Regions from separate parts of the Homo sapiens genome. Here region 2 is linked to region 1. Evidence: read pairs that join two places in POLR2A ChIA-PET (ENCODE). Cell type or tissue: GM12878. All regions are shown on one strand. Each heading gives the region's core, and the rest is flanking DNA. Links, peaks and the distances in the headings are about the cores only.

Evidence for each region. Peaks named below come from ENCODE experiments on the same cell type or tissue, not always from the same donor. Only the 100,000 strongest peaks of a DNase experiment are listed, where the experiment ranks them.
Region 2: POLR2A ChIA-PET joins it to region 1 with 6 read pairs; 1 of 35 experiments calls an interaction of 5 or more read pairs at or near these places.

What each region holds. Positions count from the first base shown.
Region 1 is chr6:14,102,335-14,110,115 of GRCh38, forward strand. LOC105374939 (a long non-coding RNA gene) reads left to right here. Exons shown (of 3, transcript XR_926500.3): 2 at 942-1,117; 3 at 4,704-4,950. It overlaps LOC124901265 (a long non-coding RNA gene), which reads left to right and starts at 6,429. Exons shown (of 2, transcript XR_007059464.1): 1 at 6,429-6,904. RefSeq lists a cis regulatory region at 6,294-7,081 and an enhancer at 6,718-6,857. In GM12878, for the core only: no CTCF peak of the experiment used is centred there; no DNase peak of the experiment used is centred there; H3K4me3 peaks cover 338 bases; H3K27ac peaks cover 1,021 bases.
Region 2 is chr6:15,933,754-15,941,534 of GRCh38, forward strand. It overlaps the pseudogene ARPC3P5. Among named protein-coding and RNA genes, the nearest start is that of LINC02543, 57 kb to the right of the region's middle. In GM12878, for the core only: no CTCF peak of the experiment used is centred there; a DNase peak (open chromatin) is centred at 2,978; H3K27ac peaks cover 357 bases.

The sequences.
Region 1 (7,781 bases), core at 2,406-6,405:
ACACAGGAAGGAGAGGAGAACAGGTGAGAAAGGCCACCTCTGTTTCCATGCCATGTCTCAGGAGGTCCTTGTGAAGGAGAGGCAATGTCCCACCACCAGCTCTTACTCTCAGGACTGGGTTCCAAGGTTGATGGACAGGGTCTAGACAATAGAGAAGAGGGTAGTGGTGACAGAGCTGAGGCTGGAGACATTCACCCATTCCTCCAAGTTCCTCTGCTCACAGAGAGAGAAGTGATGCTTGGGGATTACCAGCCCTGAATCCCCATCTGCAAGAGATGCCTCAGATCTTGAGGAAACACGCATACACAAACACGCGGAGAAAGAGAGACACACACACATATCCATATGTTCACAACCACATATATACCCACTCTCATATAGGCATGTCCTCAAATGCACAAATCTGGAGTTGCAGCTCTTCTCATCCAGACACAGGCAGCAGCCCAGGACCCTCCGATTGCTCAGTAACCTGAGGTCATGGGGGGGATAAAGGAGCCTTATCACTTAGATAACATGTTTTGAACCCAAACACCAACAGTCAATGGATAAATAAAGTATTTTATTTAAATACCAGTCCTTTGATAAATAAAGGCTATCGAAATCAGCTTGAGGTCTTGGGGACTGAGTCTGACCCAGGCAGAGACCCCGTGGGAAGTCCTCTGGCTCAGCTGGGTGGTCTTGGTCCTGCCTGACTCTGGCCTAGTTGCCCCGAGTCCTCAGGGTCAGGAGTCAGACCTTGCTCCCCAGCCTGACTTTCCTGTGCCCAGTCTTAGCCCCTGGCACACACTCTCACATCCTTGATGCTGGTCTCCCACCTTCCTGGGCCCTCCTCACACCCTCACTGCCTGCCCCATTCCTGCTTGGACCAAATGGCCACACTCAGAGCCCGATGAGATCTTGGCTTTTGCTACCAGACATCTGACCCCTCTCTTTCCTGGCAGGCTGGCCTCCTTGTACAGATCTACTTTCTGGACTCATGTACCCACACAAGCCTGCCTTTGGAATGGTAGAGAGTTGACTGTGCTATCATGTTTGAATCTTCAGGGAAGGTCTATTCGGCTGGCCATGAGACATGAGAAAGGCTGCCTTTACCTTTGCGACATCATAATCTTCTCATGTAAGTTACTGAAAATACCGTTGTCAAGGAGCTTTCACTTGTTTTCTTCCCTATCATGGAAGTGACCAGAGACAAAGTTGAACTCGCTCTTCCCTTTTGGCTTGATGCTGACCTGTGGTACCTAGAGGGCATTTATAGAATGTCCTATAAAAATTCTGTAGGGTATTAAAAGAGGATGGGGATAGGGGGCTCCTCACTGGCCTCATGACATAGTGACATCCCACAAAGGGAGAAGGTGTAATTGTGGAACACAGTATTCAAAATCTGGAATGTTCAAGACATATGCCTACCATATCTAACAGTAGTCTCTTGGGTCAGACATATCTGGGCATCAATTTCCTCATGTGTACTAGTGGACGTTTTAATATCACCTGTCAGAATCATCATAAGGATTAAATGGTGTGATGTGTATGTCTGGTTAGTATCACTCAGTGGATGTTTGTTTCTTTTGTCTTACTGGTACCAGTAGAATGTGCTTTCAGTGGCATTGTTGATATACATTCTTAAAAATAAAACCCTTAGGCAAGCTTAGGTGCTTTTTCATATGAAGTGGGCTTGCTCCCATTGCAGGTAGAGATAAACGCTCTGTCATTTCTGCTGTTCCTGCCGGCAGCTGCGCTCAGGTCTGTGCACGTGGGGGAGACCTTCCCTGGCCTTCCTCAGAACCATCATGTCTGCAGCATCCCCAGGGCTACAAGACAGCAAGGAAGTGAGGAAGAGCAAGCAACAACCTGGTGCTAAACAAATATCAGCTTACAAGTGACTTGTCTCAGGAATAATTCTTGCACCTGTAGAGCAGACAGCCCATATCAGGACCAGTGACTGGGGAATAAACACCCTGAAAGGCAGTCGTAGGACTTACTGACAGCTCTACTGTGTCCACAGCTGATGTCCACCTTAGAGAAAAAACTAGGTGCTGATGTCCATAGCTTTTAGTCACAAACAGAAAAGAAGCCCACCTCTCGCTTTTCTGTTTCAAAGAGCAAAATTCTGCAAACACAGTTGAGGGTCAGTGTTTGGGGCAATGCCTAGTGAGGGGTGAGCGTATGGAGGGCTATGTTAGCACCTCCCACCTTGCTCCTGAGCCCCAGGCAGAGGCTACTCATGTGCTGCCGCTGATGTTGCTTGAATTCCTGAAACATTCTGCAGCACCCTACAGAGAGGTATACATGTAAATTACTTTGATCCTTGCCGGATTATTACGGGTGTTACACCCCCACCATTGAAAACTGTTAACAAATCATTTCAGAACCCTCAAGTGGCCCCATTAAGCTGTGATAGGAACAGCCACGGGCCAAATAACGGTGAAGAAGTTTGTCTTTGGTATCCCCTTGTTATGCCTGCTCTCCTCTTTGTGTGATTTTTCCTCTCTGAGCTAAAACCCATCACCCAGCCACGCACAAGGAACTGGTCACCTCATGCTGACCCTGGCCATCAAGCGTCCTCTCCTTAAGGTCCCAGACAAGCCTGCTGCCACCAGATGTTGTATATCATGACATAAATGAGAGGTTGCATACAGACAGCCATAGGTGTGTTTGGTTTGTCTTGCAAAAGTGTTTTGAACAAAAATCAACCATTTGCAGCATTTAAGAGATTTCATATAATATCTATATCCAATCCTCTGAAAAAAAAACTTGAAAGATTTGACGTTGGTTGACATTTTCCCATTAGCAACAATTGGTGGGAGCTAAGTGGTGGCTTCTCTTAGTTGGGTGATTACTGTCCAGTTTGCCATAGTCCTCACTACTCTCTGTTGCTTTTCTTCTCACATGGTTCACATTTATTGTCAGGTAACTGGCTTTCTTTGTTCCCTCACATAACCCTTCTGGCCCTGTAGGTAACTGGATTTGCAATCACTGCTTTAGATCTTGCAAGCCTCCTCCCTCATCACCTGCTTTCATCCAAACTTCGTCAACTTGTGCCCATTTTCTCAAGCTACCCTGTTTTTGACAGCCAAAGGAGCTCTAATAGGATCAGCAAACTTATGGAAAAATATAAATGGTCCTTAAGGGTTTGATATCTTTATCAGTTAATTATACCCATGATAATGCTGCTTAAAAACCAATCACAAAATCTCAGCAGCATATAGCAGAAGGCATTTATGGAGTTCAGATAGTCAGCCCACGAGATGAAGGCTGGCTCTAGGCTGGGTTCAGATTGGGGATGGGTTGACTTTGCACCATATGTTTCTCATATTCTTCCTGGCACAAATGGGCTAGCCTGGACATGTTCTTCTCATGATGATGGTAGAGATGAAGGAGAGAAAGTGGAATTAATACACCTTGATTTCTGCTTCATTCCATGGGCAAGAAGTCACACTACAAACTGTATGAAGCACCCTTGACATAAGTGACTCCATCTTAGAAAAAAACTCCATCTTACATTTCATAGGGCACTTGCCAATAGGGACAAGATATTTTGCTTAATAAATAAATTAATAAGTAAAGACTGCAACCAACCAGATAAGGACATAAATAAGCACAATCTTCCACTATCATTCTTCACCAGAGGACACTGCAGCCATAAAAAGGGCAGGAGGAGGACTTCAGCGCTTGAAACAGTGGTTTTTTGTTTGTTTGTTTTGTTTTGTTTTGAGATGGAGTTTTGCTCTTATTGCCCAGGCTGGAGTATAGTGGTGCGATCTCAGCTCACTGCAACCTCTGCCCCATGGGTTCAAACAATTCTCCTGCCTCAGCGTCCTGAGTAGCTGGGATTAAAAGCGCGTGCCACCACGTCCAGCTAATTTTTGTATTTTTAGTAGAGATGGGGTTTCACCATGTTGGCCAGGCTGGTCCCGAACTCCTGACCTCTGGTGATCCACCCGCCTCAGCCTCCCAAAGTGCTGGGATTACAGGTGTGAGCCACCACACCCGGCTGAAACAGCTGTCTTAATCAACACTGTCTTGCTGTCACTCAAGATAAGCTCCTTGGCATCTGCCATGAAAGGCTCTGGCATCTGCCACGAAAGGCTCTACCCACATCAAAGGTGTTCCTTGCAAGACCACTGGACTGCCTGGCCCAGACCAGGAGATTCTTTTTGTCTCTGTTGCTCTTCATGGACTGGTTCATTAACCATTTTTTCCCATTTCTTTTCTCTTGATGTTAAATGTTATTTTGTTTGTTGTAGATGTTTAACCCATAACATTTATATATTGATTAGGTGTACTATTATGTATAATTTGCAATATAGAGTGACTTGTGGAGTGGCTTCAGCCTCTGTGCCTGTGACTCTGACTGCCCAGTGAACAGGAAGTGCTAACGAGAATTGCCTCCTTGGGGACCTGATGTAGCTAGTGGCTTTTGTGATTGAAATAGCATCAGTAAAAGTCTGTCAATGTGAAAAGACACAAATGTGCATGGACCTGGTTACCTCTGATCTTGCACCACTCATGAGACAAACCCAAGGTCAAGAGGTGGGGGAGTTATTCCCACCCACAGCTCAAGGGCACAGCAAATTTATAAGGCATGTGTGAGTAAAGAATTAACTCTACCCAGAGAGAGGTCTGACCTTTGCCGTTCACTACTAGGAGGTAACCCCTAGGCTCCTGGAATATCAAGACTGATAGAAATGTCTTTGTTTGTCTAGGGGCATTGGCCACTTGACAGTCTAAAAATATGATTTGCAATGGAGGCATTTGGTGGAGGTGATGTTAGCTCTGCCTTTGGAGGAACTAGAGAATCATGTCAGCCACATGGGCAGTAGTGATTGAGCTGCAATAAAAACTCTGGCCACTGAGGCTCAGGTGAGCATCCCTGCTTGGCAATATTCCATGCATATTGTCACACATCATGGCTGGGAGGAGGTACCACTGTCCATGACTCCATGAAAAGAGGATGCCTGGAACCTCCACATTGGACCTCTCTTGGACTCTGCCCTAGGCTTCTCTTCCTTAGCTGGTTTTAATCTGTATTCTTTCTCTGTAATAAATGGTAACCATGAGTATAACAGCTTTCAGCCACTTCATGAGTCCCTTCAGTGCACTATCATACTCAAGGGTGGCTTTGGGAACCCCTCAAACTTGAATTGATGTTGGAAGCGAGGGTCCCCTGACTTAACGTTTGGCCTCAACTCTCACAGCATGAAAACAAGGTGTGAAAATGAAAGCTGATAATGCAAATTGCCACAATATTTCTCTCAAGTACCTCTGTCTTCATTGATACATTAATTCAGCAAACATTTATTGAGCACCTACTACATGCCCAATGCTATTCTTGGACCTGAGACTAAAGGAAGTGAATAAGACATGGCCTCCACATTCTAATGGAGGAGAAAAAATATAAATAGGCATACAAATATGTGCGATAATGTCAGATTGAGAGAAGTGCTGTGGGGGAAAATTAAGACAAGGTACAGGGATGGTGCAGGGCTTAGATCTTTTAGATAGATGGTCAAGAGAGACTCTTCTGGAAGAGTAACATTTGAACACACTTGGGTGAAATGAATGAGGAAGTTGGGCTGTGATTCTGGGCAAGAAGTTTCTAGAGAGAGGGACAAGCAAGCTCAAAGGTGCAGCAAGAAGCATACAAGCAGGAGATTTCAGCATAGAAGTTCCTGCCTTTAAAAAAAAAAAAAAAAAAGGCAGCCTGGCATGGTGGCTCACGCCTGTAATCCCAGCACTCTGGGAGGCCAAGGCGGGTAGATCACCTGAGGTCAGGAGTTCAAGACCAGCCTGGTCAACACAGTGAAACCCTTTCTCTACAAAAATTAGCTGGGCATGATGGCAGGTGTCTGTAATCCCAGCTACTCGGGAGGCTGAGACAGGAGAATTGCTTGAACCTGGGAGGTGGAGTTTGCAGTGAGCTGAGATCACACCATTAAACTCCAGGCTGGGCAACAGAGCAAGACTTCATCTCAAAAAAGAAAAGAAGAAAAGAGAAGAAAAGAAAAGAGAAGAGAAGAGAAAAGAAGAGGCTTGCTTTACATGGTCCTTGAAGGACTGTGTTGTGCCTGTGGAGAGACTTTCCACTAAGTGCCTCAAATCAAGCCTGAGACCAATATCTCTGTGTTTTGTTTTTGTGTCACTTGCTGGATTATGCGGTTTCTTCCTCATGTTCAACAAAGGAATTGTTTCACCTCCCTCTTTCCTCCTTGGCAGAGGATGGACACTCTCTCTACAGGCTTTTAGTTTCTAAGAGAAAAAAAGAAAGCAAAGACAAAGCACGAGAAATAAGAGTTATTTCTATTTATTTGGTTCATTCGGTGAACAAACAAGCCCATAACTGGAAAGTACAGGGTGACTAAGAAGTAGCCCTCAGGGAAAAACCTGATGGGAAATTTTATTTAAAAACACAATTTACATAGCCACACTTTGGGCTTTCCTTCCAGCCCTTCTGTGGTTCTCAATGGCCCATGGGTGTTCAGGCCTTAACGCTGGGGAGTGCCGCCAGCAGTGGAGGTGTTCGCGAAGGTTCTACTGGCTTGAGGGAAGGGCTGTGGTAATGGGAACCCGAGACCTGGAGGCCAGCAGATAAGAGCTCTCCGCTGGGGAGCAGAGTCAGAAGGGGCTGAGCACAGAAGGCTTGACTCTCAGCCAGAGCTCAACAAGGGGCAGCTGCTGCGGTAGTCCGTGGGCAGGCCTAGGTTAAGTGCGTTCTTTTCACTCAAAAGCCCTTCTCTGGAAAGGAGGCTCAGAAGGCACACTTGGGGCAGAGGGGAACCCCCGCCTTCCCCTTTTACAGAACTTCCTCATCCTGCAGATCAGTCCAGCCAGGAAGTCAGGCTGGGTAGAGAGCTGGGTGCCTGGGAGTACCATGGGTTTTGCCCCCATTGCTGGCAGCAGTCATCAGGTGAGCTATTTCCAGCCTATCACAAACTTCTTTCTGCCTATTTATGATCCATTCAGCATCTGACAGGTGTCTAAGGCAGACAGCAGAAACGTGTTCACTGGCCCCCCTCCCTCGGGACTTTTTCTTAAAGGGCATGCCTTACTCTCATTTCCTTTTTCTCCTAATCCTCTCTCCTCCCCTGAATTCTCCCATCACTAGTTCTCTCCCTCCTTGTAGAACCACCTTCTGCCCCTGCATCCCAGTCCCCCCAGACCCTCAGTGAGAAACTGTGTAGAACTCCAGAGAGGCAAGCAAGGTCCACTGTGAGAAATGGTATTCAATGGCCAGGCACGGCGGCTCATGCCTGTAATCCCAGCACTTTGGGAGGCTGAGGTGGGAGGATCACTTGAGCTCAGGAGTTCGAAACCAGCCTGGGCAACATAGTGAGACACTCCCCCAGCAACTCCAGAAAAAGGAAACTGTATTCTACTGTGTAAACTTCTTGAGAATGGTCTTTTCTTATGCACCACTTACCAGCTGCTTAGTGAATGTTTAATAGTGAATTAAAACTTCCCTCTCTCCACACCCGTTCCCCATGAGTCCCTGACTTGGGAGGGGCAGGTGAGAGAACTAATAAAACATTCTAGAGCTTTCTCCCCTGGCTCCCAAACTCTGACCAGCTTCTCAAATGTCTAGGTTCACAATGTTCTGCCATGCTCTGTCAGGATGCTCTCTGAGATAAATTAAATGATGAAGCCCTGGCCGTGATGCAAATTGCAATCAGACAGGAAGGTTTGAGGGTCAGAAGAAAGGGAGAGGGACCTGGCTAGCTTTGTTCCTTGCCCAAGGTTACCAAATGCTTGCCTTGGCAGTGAGAATGCGTAACCACAATGTTTTC
Region 2 (7,781 bases), core at 1,306-5,305, 1.8 Mb after region 1:
CAATTTGCTTCTTCCAAACAGATCAGGGCATGCTTCCCATTCTCTAACTCAGAGAAAATGTTTTCTATCTCTGGCTTGGCATCAGAGACAGCCTTTCTCCTTCCCCGAGGCAGCCTCTGCCATCTGCCAAATGGTGTTGTTCTGTGACCCCAGTGTCCTTGAAGCCATCCGGAAGTCTTAGAGGGAGGTCCCTAGTGGTCCCAGCATGCTCTAACTCCTCAGGGGACAGGACTGGAACTGAAAAGCAGCCTGTTTCCCACTCTCCCTAGAGCTGAAGGCTCTGTGAGGATGGGCTCTGTGAGCCCAACCATCCCACAGCAGAACTAGGAGCCCATGGAAGGGTTGGCTTGTCCCACCATACTCAGCCCCTTCCAATTCCCCTTCCAACCTTATTCATGCTTCTGTGTTATTTGGGTACCTGCTTATCTCCTCTACTAACTAATAAAATTTTGAGAACAACGACCTGTCATTTTTCTGTATATTAAACAGTATTTAGCACCACGTTTTGCATATAATTCTCAAAATGGTTGGTAATTTTAAAACATCAAAGCTGAGTTGCAGAAAGTTAGAACAGGTCTCCAACGGCTCTGATGGCAGCTTTGGTCACAAGGATGCTGGTTATTTATGTGGTTAGAACCAGGCCCTCAAGAGCTCACTGTGCTAGGAGGGTCTTATCTGGGGAAAGCCAGAGTAGGCCAAAAATAAGAAGGGGATTTGAGAGGGGGAATTTGAGGAGAGAAACTTAGAGCTAGCCTGGGTTCTAATCCCAGCTCTACCACCAACAATCTGTGGGACAGGACACCAGTCAAGGCATGTCTGTATGGCATAGTAGAGTTGGAATGTGAAGCTTGGCTCTCCCATGTATTAGCTGTGAGAGAGGCAGCAGCTTCATGTCCTAGCTCCCTCCTCTTCTTATTATCTGTGTGACCTTGGGCATTAATAAGTCTCCAAAGCCTCAGCTACCTCTCTCCTAAAATACCTGTTCTAGTGATCCTGCTGCTCTGGGTTGAAACTCAGGTGATCCCAAGATGCTGGCTTACCAATCTTCTCTCATGGACCCTGACACCAAACTCACTGGAAACATGGCACTGTTACCCATCAGAAGCCAATTCAAAGGACCTGCCCCCAGAGAGACAAAAGATACAGATATTGTGGATGAAGCCATCTGTTACTTCAAGGCCAATGTCTTCTTCAAAAACTATGAAATTAAGAATGAAGCTGATAGGACCTTGATATATATAACTCTCTACATTTCTGAGTGTTCGAAGAAACTCCAAAAGTACAATTCCAAAATCCAAGGTGAGAAAGAAATGTATACATTGGGAATCACGAATTTTCCTATTCCTGGAGAGCCTCATTTTCCACTTAACGCAATTATGCCAAACCTGCGAACAAACAGGAAGATGAAGTGATGAGAGCCTATTTACAACAGCTAAGGAGAAAGACTGGACTGAGACTTTGTGAGAAAGTTTTTGACCCTCAGAATGATAAACCCAGCAAGTGGTGGGCTTGCTTTGTGAAGAGACAGTTCATGAACAAGAGTCTTTCAGGACCTGGACAGTGAAGGGAGCCTGGGCAGCCACCATCTCCAGAGCCCTGGGCAGCATTTTCCATTAAGATGTACACAATCTTTTGCCTTTATCTCATAAAGTTTTATACAGAAGAGAGAAGAGCATGTCTTCACTTGAAAAACTATTGATCAAGAATTCGGGTGGGGGAAAAGAAAGTGAGGTATCAAAGGTGATCTGAAATTTTCTACAGCATTAAGCTGGTGCTTAATAAGAATAAGTAATAATAAAGAGATTTCTAACATTAAAAAAATACCTATTCCAGAGATTACTAGTGTCTGCCAAGTGCCCTCCATGGGATAGGTACTGTTGTAAGTGCTTTATATGTACTCACTCTTTTGGTCTTTTTAACAATCCTGCAAACTAGGTAGTATTATTATCCCATTTCCAATAACTCAACTGAAGCACATGGGGGTAACTCTCCTACAGTTACCCCACTGTCAAGGGGGTATAGCTGGGATTTGAACCAGGCAGTCTAGCTCCCTGAGTCTGCTTCCTTAACCACCACATTACCACACAGTGACCTGACACAATGCACTGAAATTGCTTAGCATGCAGTAAGAGCTCAACAAATGTCAGTTGCTCGTGATGGTCATTCTGAATCTCCCAGCCTCATTTTCAAGGTGGAGATGATACTACCCAATTCATGGGTAGAGATAACACAGATAAAGCACTGAACAGTACACATAAGACTGGATGCCTGGGTTTGGTTTTTTTTTTTTTTGGTTTTGGCCACATGGCAAGCAGATCGGCTATTTATTTGCACCTATGACACCGACTTAGGGGTTCAACATGCTCTTGTTTGTTGCCGAGTCTGTATTGCTTGGTGTTTTCTAGCTTGCCTAGTGCTTTGCTCATAGCAGATGCTAAAAAATATGGTTCATTTATTTTCCTCAAATCTATAGAATTCCCACCATTCTTGTGTAGGCTACTTTGGAAGGCGGTGTGGGAGAAAGGGTACTTAGGTGCTGAGACAGAACTAATAATTGATCCCACTCCTGATTTCAGTCAGTCCCTATGCCAGGAAAAACTCACTCCTCTCCTTGTGCAATGTATAAGCCTCCCAGAAACTCACTTAAAGGCAATTTCTACTTAATTTGTGCTTTGGGTGTTACAAACACAAGCTTGTAACAGGTCTCCCCTTGTTAATACATGACAGCTATTGCCCTGTTCTTACCATGCCTATGCAGATCAATCCTGTCTGTCTTGGACTTCTGATTGCTACAGGCTGGGGACCATGTCTGTTTGACTTACTATCAATGGCACAATGCCAAGTACCAAGTACCAGGTTCAAAAAATGTTTATTTGCTGATTCAGCAGTTGTATATCCTGTTGGAGGTAGATTCTAGCCTTGGTCATGCACTACCTTGATTTCTGACTCTGTGGCAAGATTCGTGTATCATGCTCTACTAGGTCTTCTCACCTTCATTTTTGTTATTTGGTGGGCAGAGCCTGTGTGCTGAAAAGGGGAAGTGGTTGTGAGTGTGCTGGAGAAAGAGGACCTGGTTCAGCAGATTTTTAGTAATGGGCTTAATCAGGGAGGGCACCTATTATTTACTAAGTACTTACTATGTCAGGCATCAGGTTAGGAGTTCTCCAAATGGATATAAATAAACAGAAAACTTTTGGTGCACCAGTGGTTTGTGGGAGACATTTGGGGGAGCATTCACTGCCTGCTCCTCATATTCCCAGGACTACGACTAGATCAGCAAGTTATTACAGCCCTCACTTCTTGTCTCTCTCCTTATCCATTTCTCCCCAGGAGGAGAAATGAGTTAACGGCTTGTGTCCATGATTTTCAGTGTATGTTGAATAACAGCAACTCAAACATATTAAGTCCTAATCGTTGGCATTTATAAATGTTACCTTATTTGGGAAAGAGCTCTTTGCAGTGTGATTAAGGATTCCGAGATAAAGAGGTATTATTTGTCTGTTAGGACTTCTGTAACAAAATACCACAGACTGTGGGACTTAAACAACAGAAATTTATTTTCTCATAGTTCTAGAGGCTGGATGTCCAAGATCAAGGGGCTGACAAGGCTGGTTTCTCTGAAGACCTCTCTTTGACTTGCAGATAGCTGCATTCTTGCTGTGTCCTCACATGACCATTCCTCTGTGTATGGGCACCCCTACTGTCTCTTCTTCTTATAAGGATACCAGTCCTGTTGAAGTAGGGCCCCACCCACATAACCTCATTTAACCTTAGTTACCTTTTAAAATGCCTTATCTCCAAATATAGTCAGACGGTGGGTCGGGGGTGGTCAGGGCTTTCACATGAATTTTGGGGGACAGAATTCACTCCGTAACAGGTTACTTTGGATCATCCAGGTGGGCCCTAAACCTCATTGCAAGCACCCTTATAAAAGAGAGGCAGAGGGAGATTTGAGACACACACAGAGAGAAGACACACAGAAGGCAGTGTGGCTACACAGGCAGGGACTGGGGTGATGTAACCGTAAGCCAAAGAATGCTGGCAGCCACTAGATGCTGAACAAGGAAGTGTGGTCCTGCTAACATCTTGATTTTGGACTTCTGGCTATCAGAGCTATGAGGGAATAAGTTCCTCTTTCTATCAGGCACCCAGTTTTGTTACAGCAGCCCCCCAAAATGAACACAATTGAATGGTGCTGTTCAAAGACTGAAACCTAACACCTGGAGCGTTGACTTTTTCCTGTCTCTCTCTGTCCAGGATGAAGCAGTAATGCTGGGTAAAAGTGTCAGCTCTGCAGACCAGAGTTTTCTTTCATGTGGAGTGTCCCAGAGTCTAGACTGGGGAGCAGAGTCAGGAAGCAGTATGGCTGAAGTATTCACAGGCCTGCTTGGTCACTTATACCACAGCCATATCCTCTAACCTGGAATTCATTAGGATGAAGCTCAAATTTTGATCTCCACCTATCGGATCCTCTCTATCTCTCTATCAGTTCTTGCTACGGTCTGAATGTTTGTGTCCCTCCCCTCCAAGTTCATAGGTCAAATCATAATCCCCAGTGTCATGCTTTAGGAGGTGGGGCTCTTGGGAAGTGATTAGGTCAGGGAGGAAGATTACTCATGAATGGGACTTGTGCCCTTATAAAAAAGGTGCCAGAGACATCCCTTGCCCTTTCTACCATGTTAGTTCATAGTGAGAAAATGGCCATCAATGAACCGAGAAGTGGCCCTTACCATGTAACACATCTGCCTTGCTCTTGGACTTCCCAGCCTCCAAAACTGTAAGAAATCAATTTCTGTTGTTTGCAAGCTACTTGGTGTATGGTATTTTGTTAGAGCAGCACAAGCAGACTAAGACAGTTCTGAATTGGGATTCTGAAGAGAGGGGTGTTATTTATTAATCCCCTTAAAACCCCAAGAGAATGCATGGGAAATATATCTGTGGACTGGTTGGAGAGAAAAAAAAATTTGTAAACAGGATGTGATCTGTCAGGATCCTCCTGAAAGAAAAGTCAGGGGTGGAAATTAGTAAGGCAAACCAGGGTCAGAGCTTCCCAAGACCATGGGAACCTACCTCTTGCATCAGCGTGACCTGGATGCGAAACATGGAATCAAAGAAGATCATTTTGGAGCTTTAAGATTTGACCACCCTGCTGGATTCGGACTTGCATGGTGCCTATAGGCCCTTTGTTTTGGCCAATTTCTCCCATATGGAATGGCTGTATTTACCCAATGCCTTTACCCCCATTGTGTCTAGGAAGTAACTAACTTGCTTTTGAGTTAATGCTGAAATGAGTTAAGACTTTGGGGGACTGTTGGGAAGGCAGGACTGGTTTTTAAAATGTGAGGACATGAGGTTGGTGGAATGATATGGTTTGGCTATGTCCCCACCCAGATCTCACCTGGAATTCCCACGTGTTGTGGAAGGGACCTGGTGGGAGGTAATTGAATGATGGGGGCAGGTCTTTCCCGTGCTGTTCTCGTGATAGTAAGTATCACGAGATCCAGTGGTGATTATAAGGGTGAGTTTTCCTGCACAAGCTTTCTTCTATTGTCTGCTGCCATGTGAGATGTGCCTTTCCCCTTCCACCATGACTGTGAGGCCTCCCCAGCCACATGGAAGTATAAGTCCAATAAACCTCCTTCTTTTGTTTAAAAAGAAAAAAGAAAAGAAAAGAAATTAGTAAGGCAAGTTCTGACACAAGACTGCCTGGATTCAGATCTGAGCTCAGACCTTCCCAGCTGCATGACTGTGAGCAAATCAGTTTTTTCTCCCCTACTCAGTTTTCCCATCTGTAAAATAGGGCCAAATAGGAGCCCCTCTCTCCTAGATTAAATAAATGTATGGATTAAATAAATATATGCATATAAAGCACTTAGGACAGCTTACACAGAGGCACATAATAAGCCCCCAATAGATGTGAGCTATTATTCTCTAGAAAAATAGTTGAGAGAAAGGGAGAAAAAGAAGTTGCCTATAGATGCAGACATAAACTCTCTTTCTCTAGATGACTGTGGGTAAAATTCAGCAGCATTTAAATGTCTGGTCTGACCCACTGTTGAGATAACCAGTAAAAACTCAAGGCCTCAGGAGGGTGGGGGAAAAGGGAGTTGCAGGTGTTTGCAGGAGGAAGCCATCATTTCAGCCAATAACGGACTTGGTGCATCATGGGCATCTGGCAGCACAGCAAAGGCGCTTTGGCAGCTTCATGTACGGTACAAGTGAGTGAATTACTGTTATGCTAATTAAACTTTTTAATACAGCATCAGGAAAGAGTCTGATCCCTTCATTTCTAATATCTTGGAAATGCAGGGAAGGAGGAGAGGGTCATTGATTCATTAATTCAACACATGTTCATTGAGTTCCTGCTGTGTGCCAGGCACTATTCCAGCCCCTGGAGACATGAGAGTAAATGAAGAAAAGTCCTGGATTCATGGCTTCTATTATAGTGATAGGAGAGAGACAATAAACAAATAAACATGTGAAACATAAATATAACAGTCAGGGCTGGGCGCAGTGGCTCACGCCTGTAATCCCAGCACTTTGGGAGGCTGAGGCAGGCGAATCACAAGGTCAGGAGAGCAAGACCATCCTGGCCAACATGGTGAAATCCCGTCTCTACTAAAAATACAAAAATTAGCCAGGTGTGGTGGTGCACACCTGTAATCCCAGCTACTCGGGAGGCTGAGCCAGGAGAATCACTTAAACCCAGGAGGCAGAGGTTGTAGTGAGCCAAGATCACGCCACTGCACTCCAGCCTGGTGACAGAGCAAGATTCCATCTCAAAAAAAAAAAAAAAAAAAATTACAGTCAGATAATGACATGGGCTATGGAGAAAAATGAAATAGATAAATGAGGAATGAGGAGAGGGTAAGAATGAGATGGTTTTAAATAGAGTGGTAAGTTCCCCAGTGCTGCTAAAACAAATGACCATAAACATAGTCCTTAAACAACAAAAATTTATTTTTATCTTTCTGTTCTAGAGGTCAGAAGTCCTAAAATAAAGGTATCGGCAGGACTGTGTTCCTTTTGGAAGGTTTAGGGGAGAATCCACTTCCTTGACTTTTTCAGCTCGTGAGGCCGCCCCCATCCCTTGGCTCATAGCCCCTTCCTGTATCTTCCAAGCCAGCAGTGTGGCAGATTCATATTTCTCTCTGATGCTCTTTCCACCATCATATCTCCTTCTCTGACTCTGTCTCCTGCCTCCCTCCTATAAAGACTCATGAGTACAATGGGCACACCTGGATTATCCAGGATCATCTCTCATCTCAAGATCCTCAGCTTAATTATGACTGTAAAGTGTCTCTGCCATGTAAGGTAGCAGGTTCTGGGAATTAGGACATGGATATCATTGGAAGGCCATTATTCTACCTACCATGATAGTCAGAAAAGACCCCAGTGAGAAGGTGACATTGAGAGAAGCAAGGATGTATGCCATGCAGTTAGCTAGGGAAGAGCACACCAGGCCACAAATGAGAGGCAGGTCTGGAGTGTTTGAGGAACAGAAAGGGCCTGATGAGCTGCAGAGGAGGGAGGAGGGGAGAGTAGCAGGTGCTGAGGTCAGAGGTAAAGGGGGACCAAATTCCACAGGCCCTTATAGGTCACTTTGAGATCTTCTCTGCCAACCCCACCCTGTTTGTGAAAGACTGAAACAGACTATGGTCTCATTTGGTTTTCACAGTGGTGTGACATCCTCAGTTTATGCTTGCTGAGTAAGGCCTGAGGCCTTGCCTCACCTACCCAGGCATTAAGGGATAGAGCTGGGTGTTTTTGGCCGTTCTTGT